2 separate regions of the Homo sapiens genome follow, and region 1 is linked to region 2. The links are chromatin loops, found by intact Hi-C in ENCODE. Cell type or tissue: B cell. All regions are shown on one strand. Links, peaks and the distances in the headings refer to the core of each region. The heading gives the core; the rest is flanking DNA.

The links. A loop is a pair of places that touch in the nucleus more often than their neighbours do. Peaks named below come from ENCODE experiments on the same cell type or tissue, not always from the same donor. Only the 100,000 strongest peaks of a DNase experiment are listed, where the experiment ranks them.
Region 1: a loop joins it to region 2, with 11 times the contacts of the local background. A loop is called at or near these places in 3 of 110 quality-filtered maps.

What each region holds. Positions count from the first base shown.
Region 1 is chr16:46,785,045-46,796,889 of GRCh38, forward strand. It overlaps C16orf87 (chromosome 16 open reading frame 87), which reads right to left. Exons shown (of 4, transcript NM_001001436.4): 4 at 11,559-11,845. It also overlaps the pseudogene LOC100130180. Among named protein-coding and RNA genes, the nearest start is that of C16orf87, 40 kb to the right of the region's middle. RefSeq lists enhancers at 3,081-3,130, 5,283-5,332, 5,343-5,422 and a silencer at 5,083-5,132. In B cell, for the core only: no CTCF peak of the experiment used is centred there; DNase peaks (open chromatin) are centred at 3,037, 4,067, 4,937 and 6,807; H3K4me3 peaks cover 1,623 bases; H3K27ac peaks cover 2,276 bases.
Region 2 is chr16:46,614,803-46,626,647 of GRCh38, forward strand. SHCBP1 (SHC binding and spindle associated 1) reads right to left here and starts at 6,577. Exons shown (of 13, transcript NM_024745.5): 1 at 6,455-6,577; 2 at 3,403-3,570; 3 at 2,832-2,947; 4 at 1,144-1,352. The coding sequence starts at 6,557. It also overlaps the pseudogene RAB43P1. RefSeq lists enhancers at 5,720-6,308, 6,309-6,895. In B cell, for the core only: no CTCF peak of the experiment used is centred there; DNase peaks (open chromatin) are centred at 5,819, 5,849 and 6,599; H3K4me3 peaks cover 1,494 bases; H3K27ac peaks cover 1,023 bases.

The DNA.
Region 1 (11,845 bases), core at 1,402-9,401, 170 kb after region 2:
TCAAAACAGGTAGTAAAAGCTGAGACACCTTTGTGCACAAACCCCACCACAGGGACAGCACTTTACAAACAGGAAGCATCCCCCAACTCCCAGCTTCTCCCTCAGGAATGAAGAGTTTGTTTGTGAGCTCATCTAACTTGTAGAGTTAAAGGGCACTTCCAGTGGCTGTAGCCCACCCAGGATCAGTCCAGAGAGAATAAGCTAAGAGGCCCAGCTCCAAGTATCTCTCTGAAAGAGGTCTGTCTGCATACTTTTCCAGCTACTGCCTGAGGGTCGGGCTTCTGGCTAGCCTGTATCTGGGAGCAAACAGAGCAGATAAACAATAAACCTCTGAAAGGCTCTAGGGAAGAATGGGCACTTCCTGTACCTTCTCCACCAGCTCAACTAAGTGATAAATCCAGGTCTGCAGATTTCCTGGAAAAAGTATATGTATGCATCAAGTGCCCCAATTTTAACAGTTCCCATATGAGGAACTGATTCCTAAATCACCTAGCTCTGGGAGTTGACAGGGCTCTGTATTCTGGAGTCTCCCCAGAACACAGAAGACAAAAAAAGCTGGTTGCTAAATGGGTGCACATCCAGTGGATTCCTTTGAAACTCGGAATGTGCAGACTGCATAAAAGTGCAGGCATTTGCCACAGATCCTCTTCCAGGCTTAGGACAGAGTAAGTGGGAGATAAACTCTAGCTCCCAGCTTCTCCCTGAGGTAGAAGGAATTGGAACATAAATCTAGCACTCCGACTTTTCAAGCTGCATCTCAAGGGACTGGCTTCTATCTCACATATCTTGGGGTGCTGACAGAACTTGGCACACCCTAGTATCCAAAGGGCCATGAAGAACAAAGCAATTTGGACAAGCAAAAAGATATGAGAGGCATCTAGAATTAGAATATCTGGTAGGGCTGGTTGGTGAGGTCCATCTCCCAGATGAGGCCAGTGTGACAAGACTAGAAGAGGTGGCTGTCTTACCTACTGTGCAAAAACCAACACAGAAAGTCAAGAAAAGTGAAGAAACAGGGAAATATGTTACAAATAGAACAAGATAAATCTCCAGAAACAGAACCTAGGGAAATAAAGATACGTGATTTACCTGATAGGGAATGTGAAATAGGTCATAAAGACGTTCACCAAGATTAAGAGAGCAATTCTTGAACTGAAAATTTCAACAGAGATAGGAAATATTTAAAATTATCAAGCAGAAATCGCAGAGCTGAAGAATAACTGAACTGAAAAATTCAATAGCATTCAACAGCAGACTAGATCAAGAAGACAGGATCAGTGAACTAGAAAAGAGGTCAATCACAATCACGCAATCTGAGAAGTAAAAATAGAATAAAAGAGTAAAGATAACTTAAAAGACTTATTGGAAAGCATTAAGGAGAACAATTTATACATTACTGGAGTACTAGGAGGAGAGAGAGAGAAAGAGATGGCTGAAAACTTCCCAAGACTGGGGAAGAAAAGAGAAATCTGGATCCAGGAAGCCCAAAGGATGCCAAATAAGAAGAATCCAAAGAGATCTACACAGAGACATATTATAATCAAACTAACAAAAGGTAAAGACAAAGAATTTTGAAGCAGCAAGAGAAAGGCAGCTTGGTACATACAAGGAAATCCACATTAGACTAACCGTTTTCAGCAGAAACCTTGCAGGACAGAAGGGAGTGGAACAGTACATTCAAAGTACTCAAGGAAGAAAACTGCCAACCAAAAATATTATGCCCATCAAAACTATCCTTAAAAAACAAGGGGCTGGGCCAGGTGGGGTGGCTCATGCCTGTAATCCCAGCACTTTGGGAGGCTGAGGCAGGCAGGTCACCTGAGGTCAGGAGTTCGAGACCAGCCTAGCCAACATGGTGAAACCCCATCTCTATTAAAAATACAAAAATTAGCTGAGCGTGGTGGCAGGTGCCTGTAATCCCAGCTACTTGGGAGGCTGAGGCAGGAGAATCACTTGAACTCGGGAGGCGGAGGTTGCAGTGACCCGAGATCACACCATTACACTCCAGCAAGAGTGAGACTCCAAAAAAAAAAAAAAAGAGGGGCTATAAAGACTTACTCAGACAAACAAAAACTGAGGGAGTTTATCACCACTAGACCTGTCTGACAAGAAATAAGAAATGATATGGGGAGTCCTTCAAGCTGAAAGAATGCTGAACAACAATAGGAAAGCAAAATAAAGCATAAAACTCATTGGTAGATGTAAATACACAGGCAAAAAATCTTTTATTATTCCAACAGTGGTGAGTAAATAGACTGCAATCTTACTATGAAAGTTTAGGCCAGGCACGGTGGCTCACACCTATAATCCCAGCACTTTGGGAGGCTGAGGTGAGTGGATCACTTGAGGTCAGGAGTTCGAGACCAGCCTGGCCGACATGGCAAAACCCCATCTCTACTAAAAAGAATACAAAAATTAGCTGAGTGTGGTAGTGCACACCTGTAATCCCCCAGCTACTTGGGAAGCTGAGGCAGGAGAATCACTTGAATGTAGGAGGTGGAGGTTGCAGTGAGCCAAGATCAGGCCACTAGCCTGGGTGACAGAGCAAGACCCTGTCTCTTAAAAAGCAAAAAAAAAAAAAAAAAAAAAAGTTTGAAGTATTAGGCCAGGCTTGGTGGCTCACACCTGTAATCCCAGCACTTTGGGAAGCTGAGGCAGGCGGATCACCTTAAGTCAACACAGCAAAACCCCGTCTTTACTAAAATTACAAAAAAATTAGCCACGCGTGGTGGCGGGCACTTCTAGTCCCAGCTACTTGGGAGGCTGAGGCAGGAGAATCTCCTGAACCGGGAGGCGGAGGTTGCAGTGAGCCAAAATTGCGACATTGCACTCCAGCCTGGGCAACAAGGAAAACTCTATCCCAGAAAAAAAAAAAAAAAAAGGTTAAAGTATTAAAAACAACTAATACTAAAATATGTTAATGGATACATAATATAAATAGTAGACAATTGTGACATCAATAGCATAATGTGGGAAGAGAAGAGAGAAAAGCATTCTTGCATGAGAGGGAAGTTATCAGCTTAAAGTAGACTGTGAGAACTATATTCTGTGTAAGCCCCGTGATAACCACAAAGAAAAAGGGAATCAAAACCTAGCAATGCAAAAAAAAAAAAAAAAAAAAAAAAAGAAACAAAATGACAGCAAGAAAAAAAAAGGAAATAAAATAACCACAAGACAAATAAAACAACAAAATGGCAAGAATAAATCCTTCCTTACCAAAAATTACTTTAAATTTGAATGGAATAAATGCATTAAAATCATGCTGAAGAGGTATCTGCACTCCCATGTTTATTGCAACATTATTTGCAATAGCTAGATATGAATTCAACCTAAATATTCATCAACAGATGAATGGATAAAGAAAATATGGTATATACAACAATAGAATATCATTCAGCCTTTAAAAAGAAGAAAATCCTGTCATTTGTGATACTGTGGATGAACCTGGAGGACATCAGGCTAAGTAAAATAAGGCAGGCACAGAAAGACAAATGCCACACGATCTTACTTATATGTGGAATCTAAAAAATGTCAAACTCATAGTACTAGAGTAGAAAGGTGGTTACCAGAGGCTGGGGGTTAGAAGAAGGAGAGAACAAGGAATCAGAGTGTCAAATAAATGATCTAAGAGTACAAAGTTTCCATTAGGATGAAAAATATATAAGATCTAACACACAGTAGGGCAACTATAGTCAATGATAATGCATTATGTATTTCAAAATAGCTAAGAATAAATTTTAAAGGTCTTACAACAAAAAAAATGAGGTGATAGGTATGTTAATTAGCTTAATTATTCCACATTATATAATACATCAAACCATTACATTGTGCCCCATTCATGTATACAATTATAATTTGTCAAATAAAAATATTTTTTAAAACAAAAAAATGTAAATGGAATAAACTCCACAAAAGAAAGATGTAGAGTACCTGAACAGATTTAAAATTTATATGTTGTCTACAAGAAACTCGTTTAGACTCAAGGACACACAAAGGCTGAAAGTGAAGGGAAGAAAAAAGATATTGCATGCAAATGTTAACCCAAAAAAGGCAGAAGTTGCTATAACTCATATCCAAGAAGGCAGACTTTAAGTCAAAAACTGTCACTAGACACAAAGAAGGTCATTTAACAAAAAATGGGTCAACAAGATATAACAATTAGAAATATATATACACCAAACTTAAAAGCACCTAACAAAGCAAATATTGACAGATCTAAAAGTACAAATTGACAGCAATAGTAGTAGGAGACTTCAACACTCCACTTTCAGTAACAGACAGAACGTCCAGACAGAAAATCGGTAAGGAGTGAACTTGAACACTATAACAAATGGACTTAACAGACATAAATAGAACTTTTCACTCAACAGAATACACATTCTGCTTTTCTTCCTCCTCCTCCTCCTCCCCCTCCTCCTCCCCCTCCCCCTCCTCCTCCTCTTCCTCCTCATTCTTATTCTTATTCTTCTTTTTTAAGATACAGGATTTCAATCTGCCACCCAGGCTAGACTGCAGTGGTGTGATCAGAGCTCAGTGTAATCTTGAACTGGCCTCAAGCGATCCTGTCCCTTCAGCCTCACAGTGCTGGGACTACAGGTGTGAGCCACCAAGCCTGGCCTACACATTCTTAAGCACACACAAAACATTCTCCCAGATATATTGATCACGTTAGGCCACAACAGAAGTCTTAACAAATTTAAGGTCAAAATCATATCAAGTATGTTTTCCAACTACATGGAGTGAAATTAGAAATCCGTAACAGCACACACACAAAAAAGGAACATTCACAAATAGTGAAAACTAAATAACATACTCCTAAACAGCCACTGGACTAAAAAGGAAATAAGAAAATGGACCTCACCCTCTGCCTGCCACCGCCCACCCAGCTCCGCCCACCCTGCCAGCTCCGCCCACCCTGCCAGCTCCGCCCACCCTGCCAGCTCCGCCCACCCTGCCAGCTCCGCCCACCCTGCTACCGCGATGAGCTGCTACTCCCGAAAGGCCCGGCCAGCTCCGCCTCCGCGCTCAGCCCCTTCCCCGCCTCGGGAGGGTGAGCGGGCCAGGTGCACACCAAGGGCCAGCCGCTCCGGGAGGTGCGCGCGCTCGGGGGTCCCCTGCATCCCCCGCAGCCAAGTGGATTCGTGGCTGGTGCACAGCGTGGCAGCTGAGGATGCAGACGTGGCTCACGGGCTGCTCGGCGCCACCGCCACGTTGGCCAGAGGAGTCGGCGCCAGCCAGGCTGCACAGTGGGGGCGGCGGGGATCCCCAAGCAGCTCGGAGTAGCCCCTGGGCCGGCGGGGAAGAACGAGAAAAATGAGGCACTAAGAAAAGAGCATGAAGCTGGGGCTCCCAGTTCCCAGCACGAGGAAAATGTGTCAACCCAGAAGAACTCATTACAAAGCAGAACAATGAAGATGAAAACAAACAGCAGATAAACCTGACCGGGAGGCAGAAAAGACCACTGAACCTAGAAATGAGACATCTGAATGGGACAGATACTTCTTTCTCTCTGGAAGATTGTTGTTTTCATCATAGCCTGAAAATTCACTGGAGGGATCTCATCGGGAGATATTCCTCCTTTTCCAGGCAGTATCAATGATGGCATGAATTTCTTCAGCACATTATAATGGAGACTTTACCCAGGCTGTAAGTCACGATGTCAATATTCATGAGGCCATGTTGCTGTGTCCCAACAATACATTTCGAGGAGATCCAGTAGGAAGCACTTCACAGGCACAAGAACCATTTCTACAGTTACATTCTCATACCACCAATCCTGGGCAAACCCTTCCTAGAACTAATTTGAGAGGATCTCTTCCACATGTTGACAATCAGATGACGAATCTAAAAAGCCAAGACCTACTATATGACCTTCCCGTAAATGTATTTGATAAACTTAATGTCATTAGCCACAGACAAGGACTTTGGATGTTTCTCGGCTTTCTGAAGAACCAGATTCTGATTCTGGCCTTTCTTTAGACTCGTCACAATAGCACCTCTATCACCAGGTCTAATTCTTCTCACTCTGTGAAGCTGCTATAGGGTTTTAGTATAGTCTCGTTCCCATCATGACTTAGAAGGTGCTGTAGGAGGCTGCTACCCAGAACCCAGTATGTTTTATCACATGGATCATAGTAGTGATTATGGTTTCCATGGGGATCTTGCATTTCAAGACATATTTTATAACCACACTTATCACTTACAGCCAAATGCACCAGAATCTACTTCGGAATCTTTTTCAGGCCTGGAAAGTCACAGAAAATAAGGAGTAGGTACCTCAGTGACTGATAGAAACTTGAGCTGTGATGAATGGCATGCTAAAGCTTTGCATATCCCTTTTTCTGTAGATGAAATTGTCCACATGCCTGTTTTTTGTTTTTTTGAGACCGAGTCTTGCTCTCTTGCCCAGGCTGGAGTGCAGTGGTGTGATGTCATCTCACTGCAACCTTTACCTCCTGGGTTCAAGCAGTTCTTCTGCCTCAGCCTCCCAAGTAGCTGAGAGTCCAGGCACCCGCCACCACGCCTGGCTAATTTTTGTATTTTTAGTAGAGACGGGTTTTCACCATGTTGGCCAGGCTGGTCTCGAACTCCTGACCTCAGGTGATCTGCTCAGCTCGGCCTCCCAAAGTGCTGGGATTATAGGCATGAGCCACTGTGCCCAGCCCACCTGTTGATTTTTTCAGTAGCACATTAAATAGGTACTATCTGACAGACCTACAAGTCTTGCTCATCTGTGATATCAGATGAAGAGGGAAAAGTAAAGTTGCTGCTCAGAACTGTTACAAATGCAAATTAGACATAATTTTGAATCTAGAGGATGATGTATGTAAATTGCAAGCAAAGAAGGAAACTCTTGAGAGTGAGCCCAATGTAATAAAGCTATTAACATAATGAAACAGAAACTGCATGACATTTGTGATGTTTTTAGATTAATAAGAGATGACCAAGGTAGGCCAGTCAACCCAAACCAGTATGCTCTTCAATATAGCTGTGATGGAAGAAGAGCAAACACTCAGGTAAGAAAGAAGCTGTAGCAGGAAAGAAAATAAAATAAAAAAAAGAGCAAACACTGGGGATCTAATTATTTTAATATATATTTCAGTTTTTTATGATTTAAAATGCAAAATAGCCTTATTTTCATTTAGTTTGTTAGCACTGAAGTAGTGGGCTTTTCAAACACTATTTTAGTTTAATCTTTATATTTAGCTTATAAATTTTTCTATATGGAAATAAATTTTATATGCGAATTTTAAAAAAAGAAAATTTAAAAATATCTCAAGCTGGGAATGGTGGTACACACCTGTAGTCTCAGCCGCTTGGAAGGCTGAGATGGGAGGATTGTTAGTTTGAGCTCCGCCTGGGTAAAATAGCAAGACCCTGTGTGTATATATACATACATATACATACATACATACATACACACAAATGAAGACAAAAATACTACATATCAAAACTTACGGGATGTAGCAAAAGCACTACTAAAAGGGAATTTTATAGTGATAAATGCCTACATTATAAAAGAAGAAAGATCCCAAATAACCTAAGTTTACCCCTCAAGGTACTAGAAAAAGAACAAACTAAACCCAAAGTTAACAGAAGGAAGGAAATAATAAAGATCAGGACAGAAATAAATCAAAGAGAGAATAGAAAAACTGCAGAAAATCAACAAAATCAAGTTGGTTTTTCAAAAAATATAAAAGTTGAGAAACCTTTAGCTACACTAAGAAAAAAAAGAAGACGGCCGGGCGCAGTGGCTCACGCCTGTAATCCCAGCACTTTGGGAGGCCAAGGCGGGTGGATCACGAGGTCAGGAGATCGAGACCATCCTGGCTAACATGGTGAAACGCTGTCTCCACTAAAAATACAAAAAAAAATTCTCCGGGCGTGGTGGTGGGCGCCTGTAGTCCCAGCTATTCCGGAGGCTGAGGCAGGAGAATGGCGTGAGCCCGGGAGGTGGAGCTTGCAGTGAGCCGAGATCGCGCCACTGCACTCCAGCCTGAGCGACAGAGCAAGACTCCGTCTCAAAAAAAAAAAAAAAAAGAAAAAGAAAAAAAGAAAAAAAAGAAGACTCAAAATCAGAAATGAAAGCGGAGACATTACAACTGATGTCACAGAAATAAAAAGGACCATAAGGGACTATTATTATCAATTATATGCCAACAAATTGGATAACCTAGAGAAAATGGGTATTTCTAGAAACATAGAACCTACAAAGATTGAATCAAGACTAGAAAACCTGAACATACCAATCACAAATAAAAATATTAAAGTTGTAATAAAATACTTTTCATCAAAGAAAAGCCCAGGACCAGATGGCTTCATGGTTGAATTCTACCAAATATTCAAAGAATTAATACTGACCAGGTGCAGTGACTCATGCCTGTAATCCTAGCACTTTGGGAGGCTGAGGCAGGCAGATCACCTGAGGTCAGCAGTTTAAGACCAGCCTGCCCAACATGGTGAAACCCCATCTCTTCTAAAAATACAAAAATTAGCCAGGCTTGGTGGCAGACGCCTGTAATTACAGCTACTCAGGAGGCCAAGGCAGGAGAATCACTTGAACCCAAGAGGCGGAGGGTGCATGAGCCAAGATCACACCATTGCATTCCAGCCTGGGCAACAAGAGCAAAACTCTGTCTCAAAAAAAAAAAAAAAAGAATTTATACCAATCCTTCGTAAACTCTGCCAAAAAGTACAAGTTCTGAACTCATTTTCTGAGTGCAGCATCACCCTAATACTAAAGTCAGACATCGCAATGACATAACATCCTTTTATGATAAAAGAACTCTCAACAAAATAAATATAGAAGACAAATTCCTCAATGTAATAAAGGCAATTTATGAATAGCCTACATTCTCAGCTAATATCATTAATGGGGAAAAAACGGAAAGCTTTTCCTTTAAGATCTGTGTAAGGCAAGGATGCCCACTCAATACTTCCACTGAACATAGCACTAAAGATACTAGCAAGAGCAATCAGGCAAGAAAAATAAATAAAAGGCATCATATCAGAAAGAAAGAAGTACAATTATCCATTTGTAGATGACATGATCCTCAATATAAATAACCCTAACAACTTCACAGAAAAATTATTAGAATAAATGAATTAATAAGTTGTAAGATACAAAATCAACATACAAATATCAGTTGCATTTCTTTACACCAATAACAATCTATCCAAAAAAAAAATCAAGAAAAAAATCACATTTACAATACCATCAAAAGAATAAAATATTTAGACTTTTTTTTTTTTTTGAGATGGAGTTTCGCTCTGTTGCCCAGGCTGGAGTGCAGTGGCGCGATCTCGGCTCACTGCAACCTCCACCTGCCAGGTTCAAGCAATTCTCTGCCTCAGCCTCCCGAGTAGCTAGGATTACAGGCACCCGCCACCATACCCGGATAATTTTTGTATTTTTAGTAGAGATGGGGTTTCACCATCTTGGCCAGGCTGGTCTTGAATTCCTGACCTCGTGATCCACCTGCCTCGAACTCTCATAGTGCTGGGATTATAGGCGTGAGCCACCACGCCCAGCCCAGAAATAATTTTAACTAATAAAGATCTGTACCCTGAAAACTATCAAACATTGATGAAAGAAACCAAAGACACAAAAAAAGGAAAGATATCCCATGTTCATAGATTTGAAGAATACTATTTAAACTACACATACTATCCAAAATGATACAGATTCAACACAACCCCTATCAAAATTCCAATGACATTCTTCACAGAAAAAAAAAAACTCTTAAAAAAACACAAAAGACCCCAAATAGCAAAAACAATCTTGAGAAAGGAAAACAAAGTTGGAGGCATCACAATTCATGATTTCAAACTATATTACAAAGCTAATCAAAACAGTATGGTACTAGCATAAAAACAGACACATACACCAATGAAAAAGAACAGCAAGTCCAGAAACAAACCCAATCATATATGTTCAACTAATTTTCAACAAGGCCACCAAGAAGACACAATGGAAAAAGGATAGTATCATCAACAAATGGTGTTGGGAAAACAGGCTATCCATATACAAAAGAACTAGACTGGACCCTTACCTTACACCATATACAAAAAATCAACTCAAAATGGATTAAAAAACCTAAACCTAAGACCAGAAATCATAAAATTACTAGAAGAAAACAGGTAACAAGCTAGAAAAACTCCTTGATATTGGCCTTGGCTATGATTTTTGAATATTACACCAAAAGCACAGGCAACAAAAGCAGAAACAAACAAGTGAGACTACATCAAACTAAAAAGCTTCTACACAGCAAAGGAAACAATCAAGAGTGAAGAGATAATCTGTTGAATGGGAGGAAATATTTGCAAAACATACATCTAAGGGGTTAATATCCAAAATACATAAGTAATTCAAACAACTCAATAGCAAGAAAATAACCCAATTTAAAAATGGGCAAGGGATGTGAATAGACATTTCTTAAAAAGAAGACATACAAATGGTGTACACATATAAGAAAAAGTGCTCAGCATCACTAATCATCAGGGAAATGTAAATCAAAACCATAATATCAGCTCACACCTGTCAGAATGGCTATTATTAAAAAGACAAAAAATAACAAGTGTTGGTCAGGATGTGGAGAAACAGAAAATCCTGTACACTGTTGGTGGGAATGTAAACTGGTACAGTCATTATGGAAAATGGTATGGAGGTTCATCAAAGAACTAAAAATAGAACTACCTTATGATCCAGCAATCCCATTTTTGGGTATATATCCAAGGAAATGATGTCAGTACGTTGTACGTTGAAGAGATATCTGCACTCCCATTTTCATTGTAGCATTATTCACAATAGTCAAGATATAAAATCAATGTAAGTGTTCAACAGATGAATGGATAAAGAAAATGTAGCATAGGCCAGGCGCAGTGGCTCACGCCTGTAATCCCAGCACTTTGGAAGGCCGAGGTGGGCGGATCACAAAGTCAGGAGATCAAGACCATACTGGCTAACACGGTGAAACCCCGTCTCAATTAAAAAATACAAAAAAATTAGCCGGGCATGGTGGCGGACGCCTGTAGTCCCAGCTACTCGGGAGGCTGAGGCAGGAGAATGGTGTGAACCCGGGAGGCAAACCTTGCAGTGAGCCGAGATCACGCCACTGCATTCTAGCCTGGGCAACAGAGTGAGACTCCATCTCAAAAAAAAAAAAAAAAAAAAAAAAGAAAATGTAGTACATACACACAGTAGAATACTCTTCAGCCATTAAAAAGGAAATCCTGCCATTTATGACAATATGGATAACCTGGTGAATATTAAGTGAAATAAGCCAGGCACAAAAAAACAAGTATTGTATAACCTCACTTACATGTGGAATCTAAAAAAGTCAAACTCATAGAAACAGACAGTAGAATGGTGGTTACCAGTGGTGAGGGAGGGGAGCTAGGGAGATGCTGGTCAAATGAAACAAACTTTCAGTTAGGAGGCAAAAGTTCAAGAGATCAATTATACAGCATAACGACTATAGTTAATAACATATTGTATACTTGAAAATTGCCAAGAGAATTGTTGCAGCCACAAAAAAAATGGTAAGTATACATGATAATGCATATGTTCATTATCTTTACTTTAGACATCCTACAATGTGAACATACATATTGAAACATCATGCTGCATACAATATATGATTTTGTTAACTGAAATGATTTATTAAAATAAAATAAATGAACAGAGGTTCTGAGATCTGTGAGATAATACCAAAGAGTCTAACACTTGCATCACTGGAGCCTAAGAGGGAGGAGAAAGTAGAGCAGAAAATATCTGAATGGTTTAAAACTTTACATAATCTGATGAAAGGCATAAACTTACACATTTAAGCTCAACAAATCCCAA
Region 2 (11,845 bases), core at 2,139-10,138:
CATCCACAACTTTTAAGTCAGTTTATAAATATATACAAACCCAATTAAGAATCCCCTACTTTTGTTAACATTTGTGAAAACCAAGTAAAAGATAAACAGGAATTCTTTATACACTTGACCCTTGAAGAACACAGGTCTGAATTTTGTGGGGTCCACTGATAATTTACACTGAGTGTGCCAGCATCTCCTGCCTCCCTTTCCACCTCTCCTCCACCTGTTTTGCCTCTGCCGCCCCTGAGGCAGCAAGACCAATCCCTCTTCTTCCTCTTCCTCCTCTGGTGAAGATGATGAGGATAAAGACCTTTATGATGATCCACTTCCACTTAATGAGTAGTAAATACATTTTCTCTTCCTTATGAATTTCTTAACATTTCCTTTTTTCTAGCACTTTATTATAAGATAATACACATAACATAGAAAATATGTCCTAATCAACTATTTATGTTAATGGTAAGGCTTCTTTTCTGGTCAACAGTAAGTTATTAGTAGTTAAGTTTTGGGGGAGTCAAATGTTATACTCAGATTTTTGACTATGTAGGGGTGGGGGGAGATAGGCACCCCTAACCCCCACATCATTCAAGAGTCAACTATACTAGTTTTGTCAGCTTTTCTATAAGTTTGAAATTATCATAAAATGATTTAAAACATTTTTAGACCAGGTGCACGGTGGGTCACACCTGTAATCCCAGCACTTTGGGAGGCCAAGGCAGGTGGATCACCTGAGGTCAAGAGTTCGAGACTGACCTGGCCAACATAGTGAAACCTCATCTCTACTAAAAATACAAAAATTAGCAGGACATGGTGGTGCACACCTGTAATCCCAGCTACTCGAGAGGCTGAGGCAGGAGAATTGCTTGAACCCAGGAGGCGGAGGTTGCAGTGAGCCGAGATCATGCCACTGCACTCCAGCCTGGACAACAGAGCAAGACTATGTCTCAAAATTAAAAAATAAAAAAAAAGATTTAAAACATTTTTAATTTTTTTTAATTTAAAAAAGATTATCCTATCTTTGGATATTTTTAAATATTGCAATGACCAAGTTTACAGTTGAGTTTTAAATCTGGGTCTAACACAGACCAGAATTACTTCATTTCATCCAAAGTTTCTGGCCACAAGGTTATTTTTCTCAACTTCTTTTCCTACCTGACATGCTCAATTGCAAGGGCTGTCTGGTCAAACACTCCTGAATCATCAAACACCACCCACAGCTCCTGCAGGGGCAACCGATGCTCCTTCAGATCAAGGAGCTCCTTCATGCACTCCATGGTAAAAGTGCTCACTTGAGAGTCACAGAGGTATGGTTCAGCAAGCCTCACCACTGCCTTCAAGGCTGCAAAGTCCACATCTGTGATCTGAAATTTAAAATAATGTGACTTAACACATGGAAATCAAAATGAAGATACACCTATAAGACACTACTGACAACCTGATTTTTTTAAAAGCATACAACATGGGTGGGGAGGCTTTACCCATAATATAAAGGATGAACAAGACAGGCTGCCTCTTACCCTCATGGAGCTTACACTGTAATCAGGGAGATCAACAAACACAATGATAACCAGTAGGTGACAGAGAATAACTAGCAGGGGTGGGGATCTTGTTCTGCTGAGATGGGCAAGGAAGTCAGCTCTGAGCCAGGCTGAGGAGGATGAGAAGGAAGCGGCCATCTGAAGAGCTGGGAAAGCACAGAAGGCCTGTGGCAGAGACAGGCTTGGCAGCTGGAGGAGCGGAAAGGCAGTCCTTCTTGCTGGAGCCAAAGGGAGGAAATGGAGGAGGGGGGCGGTGTGCAGTGGAGCAGCAAGATATGAGGTGAGAAAGAGAGGCAACGAGACCAGGACATGAAGGACATCTGAAGGAGCTTGGATTTTAAGTGTTTTCTATACAATGAGAAGCCATAAAGCCAACACTAAGCCCTTGGTAAAGACAATATCTTAGGAGTTTTAAGCAGAGAAATGGCATGCTTCTGTTTTAAAACAATGACTTTCATTGTTTTCGGAGAACTGATTGGCGGGGGGGCACTTATCATAACCAAATGAATAGGCCTGAACTTCAACCAAAAAATATTAGCACAATCCAAAATTTTAAAACTCACAAGCAATAGCTGCAATCCACTGCCTTGTACATAATCACTGTAGTATGTGATGCCATTTTCTAAGGGAGCTGCAGCAACAACTTGTATTCACACTCCCTGGTTTGACATTTTAGTTTACTAGGGCTTTTTGTGGTCAGTTAACAAACACTGAGAAAAATTCAAAGCTGTAATTAGAATGCAAATGTAATCTAAAAGGCCTAGTGAGAAGAAGAATAAGACTGTTTTTACATTCTGCAATGGGACACACTGTCAAGAGATTAACCACATATAAACAAATTTGCTAGGCAAAAACTGGGCTAGTTTAAAAATGCCTCTTAGCAGAGGTTGCAGTGAGCCGAGATCGTCCCACTGCACTCCAGCCTGAGCAACACAGTGAGACTTCATCTTAAAAAAAATAAATAAATAAAAATGCCTCTTAGGTTTGAGCTGCTTAACGAATTACAATTAAGAAGTTAAACACTTTTTTGAAACCATTAACTTCATAATTAGGCCTAATTTTTTAAGTGATCTCAAATACCTTCTTTTAATTAATTTGAACCAGTTTAATTCCCTGGTAACAACTCCTCAGTTGCCTTTAAAATTTGCAGAACACTTCCTACAACATGGCAATTAGATGTGAAAAACATGCTATTTGAATCAGCTCATAAACTTTAATTAAAAATAAGCACTTTGGATATAACAGTCTGAAGTAAAGTGCTTAAAGCTAGAGACAAAGGTCTAATAACAAAATTAACCTTACCTCAACCAGCACCTTGAACACATTAGTGTGCCAGACTGCCCGCCATCCAGATGGCTCAAGGACCTTCTCCAAGAACTCAGCTGTGAATTCCTGTACCTCAGAGGCCTTGCAGTCAGCTACAAACAAATTAAACACAGGAAGAATTGAGAATGCATAAAGCAGAGGGAAGTTAATAAATCCACTTTCTCAGAAACAACTGGCAATCTGAGGGACTGAAATAGATAATCTACTTGCAAACTAAAAAGATAAAAGATGCAAAAAACCAGCCAGGCAGTGGCTCATGCCTATAATCCCAGCACTTTGGGAGGCCGAGGCAGGGGGATCACCTGAGGTCGGGAGTTCAAGACCAGCCTGACGAAAATGGAGAAACCCCGTCTCTAGTAAAAACACAAAATTATCTGGTGGTATGGCGCATGCCTGTAATCCCAGCTACTAGGGAGGCTGAGGCAGGAGAATCACCTGAACCTGGGAGGCGGAGGTTGCGGTGAGCCGAGATCGCACCATCGCACTCCAGCCTGGACAACAAGAGCGAAACTCCATCTCAAAAAAAAAAAGCAAAAAACCTACTCACCTAAAATGTAATCTTGATAGGCTCTGAATCGCTCATAGAACAAAAGTTGATTTGTTTGGAAAATTTCTGGGAAAAAGGTTTTTCCTTCTGGCATAAAACTTTGTAAACTAGAACCTGGTTTATCACGGTAGCTACAATCACTGCATGAATCTTCATCTTGGAACAAACCTAAAAAAAAAAAGCAAAAATAAGCAAGCTCCAGTGCCTTATTTGAATGCTTCTATTTTCATATCCTTGCATAGAAATCCCAAACAAAATACAAACAAGAATTTGAATATGAATAGTCTACTTACCTCTACCATTGTGAGAAGAAACTAGTTTTCCAAACTTAAAAATATTTCAAAATCCAAATTCTACTTCAAAACAATAAGCGCTTAAGATCTTTCACAGTTAGATTTTTGTTGTTGTTCTGTGAGGTTTTGGGGAGAAGTAGAAGGCTGTTTTTGTTTTTGTTTTAGAAACGGTCTCACTCTGTCACCTAGGCTGGAGTGCAGTGGTGCGATCATAGCTCACCGCAACCTCAAACTCCTGGACTCAAGCTACCCTCCTGTCTCAGCCTCCTGAGTAACTAGGACTACAGACATGCACCACCACATCCAGCTGGAAGACAGTTGATTTTTAATTCAGTGGAAATCACTCAAGATCTCCTACAAAGCATACAGCCTGTGATTTATACTACAGTTAGCCAGTGATAATAATCAAGTATCTTAGTTATTTATTTTCCAAAGCAATTCCATAAAGCTCCTTTAAGAAAGGGAGCTGACTTCCTCTCAGATGGGTTAAGCCCTCCCTTTATTTCCTACAATATCAGTCTGTCAATCGCCCCTCAATAAACAGGGACGAGAGTCTTAATAATCCATAAGGTTTACTTCAGTAAGGTTATTAGATTCCTCCTCACTAATTTCAATGACTGTGTCTAAGGAAAAGATCAGAAAATGCAAATCACATTAGGTTTGGGCTGTATATAATGTTTCATAAGGTATGATTCAGCCAGTGGCATATCTAATTCTATGTAATGTTTTTAATAAATGAAACAACTACTAAATAAGCAATGCTAAAAAGGGTAGCATTTAGAATGTAGAGTAGTCTCCAGAAGTGGTTTCAGGGAAGGTATCTGAGCTGTTAGCAGATACCTTTTTTCTCCCTCCCCCTTGATTTTCTCCTTCCCTTTCCCCCTTCCTTCCATTTCTTTGTCCCTGTTCAGGCCACCAGAAGTACTTGACCCACAGATGACCAAAGTGTACTCAAGGGTCTACTGCTCACAAACACTGATGCACATGAACCTTAGAAGGCATCAGTACCTTACTGGTTATGTGACAATGCCTCAGCTTCCTCACCTATAAAGGGAAGATAATAGTACATCCACTTCAATTAAGAAGATTAATTGTTAATAATTTACAACAGTGCCTATTACATAATGTATATGTTTGTTAAAGAAATAGTAGTACTTCAGCACCATTCTTTTTTTTTCCAGCACCATTCTTTATAGCTTTATGGAGGTATAATTAACATATAGAAGTTATATACATTTAAAGTGTATAACCTGATGGCCAGGCACGGTGGCTCACACCTGTAATCTCAGCACTTTGGGAGGCCGAGATGGGCGGATCACCTGAGGTTAGGAGCTCGACACCAGCCTGGCCAACAGGGTGAAACCCCGTCTCTACTAAAAATACAAAAATTAGCTGGGTGTGGTGGCGGGCGCCTATAATCCCAGCTACTTGGGAGGCTGAGGCAGGAGAATCATTTGAACCCGGGAGGCAGAGGTTGCAGTGAGCTGACATTGTGTGCCACTGCACTCCAGCCTGGGCAACAGAGTGAGACTCTGCCTCAAAAAAAATAAAATAAAATAAAAAATAAAGTGTGTAACATGATGTTTTGATATACCTATACATTATGAAATGATTACCACAGTAAAGTGAATTAATATTTCCATCACCTCGCATAGTTACCTTTTGTGTGTGTGTGGTGTGAACACTTATGATCTACTCTGTTAGCAAATTTCAAGTACAAAATTTGTGTCGCATTGCACCATCACGTCATTGCCTATTAATACTGTAATAATAATACAGTATTATTAACTATAGTCACCATGCTGTATGTACATCAGATCCCCAGAACTATTCACACTGCATAACTGAAACTTTGGACCCTTTGCCCAGCATCTCCCCATTCCCCCAACCCACTGGCAACTACCACTCTACTCTCTTTCTGAAACTTCCTCTTTTTTAGATTCCCAATATAAGCGATGCCATGCAGTATTTATTTTTGCAGCCACTTTAAAAACTTTATTTCACTTCAACTTCACCACAAGTACAACCATTGGCATAGTCTTCCAGATGGGAAAACTGAAGCCAAGTGACTTTTGCCAGTTGGATAGGTGGGTTAATAGTGGAATTGTCACACTTATGTTTTCTCACTTTGTTGGGACTCTCTGCTACACAATACAACCGAAAGTGTTAACGTAAAAACATGAACCAGCTTAAAATATCAGAAAAAAAAAATAGTAATGAAACTCTATGAGGAGGAAGAAAGGGCAGAGAACTAGAAGACCCCGGTTCTATTTCTGGACTCCGGCCCAAGTTGGCGCTCCTCACTTTGGACACGTCACTACCCTCCGTGCACAGGACAGCCATCTAAGCCAAGGGTTCAAGCTTTTCTCTTCTTCGGAAAAGGGAAGTGTGGTTCGTGATCTCCTTTGAGATGCAGATGAAAAAATGGCCCCTTGAGCAACAGTAAATGCACAGTTCCCGCAAAACCCATCCAGATAGGGAATTCCTGGCCCAATCCAGCTCCCTCCAACCTCGGGGCGGGCGGAGGCCAGAGAGTGCAGGGAGAGTGGGAGATGCGGATAGGGAAGAGAGGGAGTCCCCCACCCCTGGGTACCGCCCGACTTTGAGGTCCCGTCACTGGGTCCCGGCCGCGCACCGCCGTTCCCGCCACCCTGGACAGACGGGTCCGGAAGGCCCGCGACCCAGGCGCCCTCCTAGGGTCCCGACGCCCCAGGCCTCCGCTCAGAGGCGGCTCCTCGGCCCCGGCATGGAGAGCTCACCTTTCTCCAGAGACGCCAGCTCCTGCTCCACCGCCCAGCCCATGCGCTCCGGCGCCATGGCCGCTGCCTCCAGACCGCCGCCCGTCAGCGACCCGTCAGCCATTTCAAATTTCCGCGGACGGCAGCCCAGGCAACGACGTGATGACGCAGGCTCTGCTGATTTGATAGTCGGGCCGAGGCCGTGGACCAATTAGAGTCCGGCCCCGCTCCAGCCCCCACCAACACTGCCCCCTCGCCCCAGGCTGACAGCTGTTCTTGTTCAAGTGCCCGGCCTTTGCTTTTCTGGGATGAACTTGAAGAAAGTCGAATTGGAATATAATTTGGAATGATTTTCGAAAAAAACGAACCAGCAATGCCTGGAAATGAGATATAGTGGAAAAGTCACTGGGTTGAGAGTCAAAAAACATAGTATTTAAACTTACCTGGGCTATTCCTAGTGGTATTGCCTTGGGCAAGTCATTTCACCTCCCACAAGCACAACTTCAACTGAAAAGGATGCTGGCCTACGTGGGCCCAAAACTTTCACCACCAAACACCAGTCTCTCTCTGTCTTTCAATACACACACACACACACACACACACACAGAGAGAGAGAGAGAGAGAGAGAGCATATTTTCAAAGAATGTCAAATTAAATTTAGTAAGTAAATTTGTTAATTTGCATTAATCAAAGACAACTATAATCTCCATCATAATGGCTAACATTTACTGCATATTGTGTGCAAGATACCCTCCTGCATGCGTTACCTGGATTGTTCTGTTTAATCTTCACAATGATCCTATGAGACGGGAGCTATTACTATACCCATTTTACAAATGAGCAAATGGAGTCACTAAGAAGTTAAGTCACTTCTCCAATCTAACCCAGCAAAGCCAGGATGTGAAACCAGCCAGACTCCATGAAGAAGCCTTTTAATGTCTCTGCCAGGCCATCACTACTAGAATGATGAGGTCAGCCCAAGATAGCCCAGGTAACCAGGACACCAAGTGGGATGCGTCCACAGGGGACCAAGAGCCTGGTCATGACAGTTCGTCTGTGCAGTCTTAATGTGGGGAAACATTTCCACTTATTGCTTTGAAGAAACACCTTGGGCTAAAGTCTCTCGGATCCCTTACAGCTGAAATAAAATGGAGCCAGGAGGGGTGACTGGAAAGCTGCACTTAATTGGGCTAACTTTTCCAGGAAGTAAGATTTCTTTGACTTTTGTTTGCAGAATCTGACCTTACATTTATTTGCTCACTGAACAAATACATATTGAGCACCATGAGGTAAAAACACAGAAAACAATAATCAAGACTATCAACAGGCCTTGAGGATGACGCTAGCTTTTTCATTATTCTCTTCTTCAACCTTGCCGCCCACAAACCTCACAAATGGCAGCATTTCTCCTCACCCATTTGCAGCATCACTGGAGACAACACAGTTCTCTTCTCATCCAATTATCAAATATTTCATCAACCATCAAGATATTACTCAAACCAGGCTAGGCATAGTGGCTCATGCCTGTAATCCCACCACTTTAGGAGACCGAGGCAGGCGGATCACTTGAGTCCAAGAGTTTGAGACCAGCCTAGGCAACATGGTGAAACCCCATCTCTACAAAATTTTTTTTTTTTTTTTGTTATAGAAATCTGTTTAATGGTTTAGGAATGTGTACACTCTGGCTCTGCCAAGTTTCCATAAAGGCAACTTTTCCATGTTTTAAAAAATAGATTTGGTATAAAGATTTGTATATTCATAAATAGGTGGCATGAAAAATTACCAAATGCAAATGGAATACTTGCGCTGACTGAAGCCCTGTTCACCCCAAGTCCAGGCCCTGCAGGGGTCCGAGGGTCTCTGCTGGAGGAGGCCCCAACTCCGGCAGCCTCTTAGGGAAGAGAAACTGAATTAAATGTGTATTAGGAACCCCTCCAGCTCCTTAAGCCAGCGTCGCACTGGCCCCACCGAGGCCTCAGCCCACCTCCCTCTGCTTCCCCCCGCCACCTCCACCATTGCCCCCTCCCCTGCACTCTGGCCCCTGACCCCACCTGCTCCCACTCTTTGGCAATTTATCAACAAAGGAAGAGATGACACTGTTCTCCTTCCGCCCCAGAGCCCGGGCTGCCGGGAGAGCTTAGCCTGCCAAGGGGAGGAAACAAGCCGGCTTTGTTTTGTCTCACACACTTCCCCATCTTCTCTCCCAGCCCAGTTTTAAGGGCCGGAAGGGCAGTGGGGCCCCCTCCTGGTGGGATACAGCAGGGCAGGAGCCCCTGCAACCCCAGGTACAGGTCTTGAGTCCCTGGACACCGGCTTTTGTGCCTGAGAGGGGGTGGGAACGCTTCTCTGTAGGAAATGGCTTCAGTCCAGGATCCAGGGGTAGGGGAACCTCGACCATGGGGTGGGTTGCTCCTGCCAGGGGGTACTAGGGGCAAGGCCCCAGGGTGGAGCCAGTTCTGGGAGCTGTGTCCAGCTAGGCATCTGTGACCCCAAATGGCATGAATAAAAGGGCAGGTTGCTAAGAGCCAGGGGAGGGCATGGGGCAGGGAGACCAGGTTGGCCCAGACAGGACAGAGGTGCTCCAGGGACAGGGTGCTGGAGTGAAGCCAGGTGGAGCGGTGGAGCTGTGGAGCCTTTGAAACATCCTGAGGGCCCAGGCCTGCCACAGGGTGACCTGGGCAGAGGAGAAGCCCAGAGGACAGCAAGGTGCCCAAATGAGGTCAGGGCTTCTGGGGTGGAGGGACGGGGGGGCACAGTGGCGGCGGGGGAAGGAACGTTGAGTCCCAGGTGAGCCTGCCTTTCCAGGCCAAGCCCTTGGAGTGAGGGTGCTCCTGCCTGGGGGGCGAGAAGTGGAAGTGGCTCACAGTCCAAGGTGACAAATGAACCCATCACCGGTCAGCTACCATCCCTGTGAAGGAGCCAGGGTGGAAGGCCCTGTCCATGTCCTCCCTCCCTCCCTAAGCCCTGAGGAAGGTAACAGCCCCACCTGTGAGGCCCCAGCCTGGAAGCAGAGTAGGAGAGCCGGGCTTCTTAGAGGTGGGCAGTGGGTGGTGGTGGGCAGTACTGGTAAGTATGCTTGGGTGGCTGGGACTTGCCCTGGAACTGGGGCTGAAATTCAAACGGGGAGGCCCAGGCCTTTGTTCCCAAGACCCTGTGAATGCTCCCTGTTCCCCCAAAAACAGAGGGGCTCTGCAAGGACAGGCTTCATGGGATTTCTCTTTCAGAGTGGGCCTGCAGTGAAAGACCAGCTCAGCCCCTTCTGACCATGTGACCCCAGAAACTTCAGCCCCAGCAGAAAGGTTGTGAGGCTGGAGGAAGGCACTGCCCACGGCACATCCAGTCCCAGCGGGGTCTGGGGGCACCCCTCAGTGCCAGGCACTGTCTGCCCTGCAAGGGGAGCCCAGGCACTGCAGTGGAGGCGCAGGGGCAGAGCCCAGACCCCACTCAGCTCCACTCTCACCCCTGCCACAAGCAAAGCTGCTGAGAAAGGGAGCCAGGCAGCCTCGCCTCTGGTGCCCCCCAATCTGATGCACCCAGACTCCCCTCAATGCAGGTGCCAGCCCCTCAGCTCCTGGCAGCCTTCCTCCCCTGCAGAACCAGGCTCAGCCATTCCACAGGTAGCCTCCCTGCCCAAAAGGAAGCCTGGCAGGTGAGATGCTGGCTCCACCACCAGCATCAAGCCCTGCTTGTCTCAGTCTCAGCAGAGGAAGCCCTGTCCAGGCCCCAACCCTGCCTCTTGGGTCACCGTGGCACTGCTGTAAGGCCTGCTCTTGCCCTATGGCCAGGCCTGCCTGGAAAGTGCTTAGTGCAGAGGGCAGGGAGGCATGGGGGAGGCCTCTCACTGGCCCAGGGACTGCACTGAGCCATGCCTGGCCTGGCCCTGGGAGCTAGACCACAAACCGACGCAGCCCTGCTCGTGGGTCCAAGAGCTGCTTACTTCTGGGGGCACCCATGCTGAGGGGGCTGCGAGGCAGAGCTGGGCTGACACAGACGGACTGGGATTGGCTAAGGAAGATCACTTGGCCCCTCCAGCCCTAGCCCTGGCTCTTTTGTCACTGTGATACCTCTGAGCCACATGCCCAGAGGACAATGCTGCTTCCCACATCCCCCTACCCCACTTTTGCCTTCTAACCTTGGTGCCCAGCTCAGGGTGAGGCAGTTAAGGGTCCAGGGAATAAAATGGGCCAGGCCAAGGACCGCCAGGGCCTCTCCTTTTTTGTCTGGGAGACTCGATTCCATAAACTAGACTGGGACCCACGCTCGGCTGGCAGGATTCCTGCTTGTGGGGTAAGGCTGGGTGCCTTGCGGTGCCCTCTCATCCCTGAGCCTCAAGGATGCAAGCTTCTACTTGGACCTTAAATGTCCACTTTCTCATCTCATTCCCCCACCTGCCAGACTTCTGAGTGCTGGCACTGAAGGATTAGCTAATTTTGCAACCTGAGTGGCAAAACACTGGGCCCTGAGCCAGCAGACAGTCCCCACCTAGCTGTGGGCCGTGACCCCACCTAGCTGTGGGCCGTGACCCCATGCTGTGCTGATGAAAATGAGAAGCTACACAGAAAGTCAGAAAACTCAGAGGTCCTGATAAGGCAGTGAGCCAGACCCCAGGGAGATGTCTGTGAGTGCTGCGGGGGCAGTGAAGGCAGGAAGCAGGTTCCCCGCCTGGAAGGGGCTGGGGCTTCCCTGGAGCTGCGCTCAGGCACCAAGTCTGTGGGTTTCATGGCTCTAGCTCTGCTGCTCTGTGCAGAGCCCCAGGATGACCGGGAAGAACCCAGGGCACTGGACACATCCCTGGAAAGCAGCAACCTGCTGCCACAGGTAAAGCAAACCCATGAGAGGAAACGGTCAGAGCCAGCAGGCATGGGACAGGGAGGACTGCTGGCCCCTCCTACTGTGGCCCACACCGGCGGGTTCAGGCCAGTCTTGGAATGTGAAGATGGTGGAGGGCCAGCTGCTGGCTGGCAGGGTGGCCCGCCAGGGTATCCTGCTTCCCCTTCCTCAAGGAGAGCCTCCATCCCGCAGCCAGGCCACAGGATGCAGAGCTCCAGAGCTTCACCCGGCTGCTGTAGTTGCCGGTACCCAGGAGGGCTGGCTCTGGAGGGCTGGGCTTGGCAGGCTGGGGAGAGCAAGGAGGTGGGGAGCCCCCAGTCTGCCGGCCCGGCCCCTGGTCAGCACCCGCAGCCCCAGCCTTCTCCGATGTCCTTGCTGTTCAGCTGGATGTGGTCGGGGCTCTTCTCGCTGAACAAGGGGCCCCCGTGCCGCATGATGAGCTCCGTGGCCACCCTCAGGAAGGCCTCCTCCACGTTGCTCGAGTCCTTGGCAGACGTCTCAATGGCACACAGGATGTCATAGTGCTCAGCCAGGCTCTGTGCCTCAGCCAAGGAGACCTCCCGAAGCTCGCTGAGGTCTGAC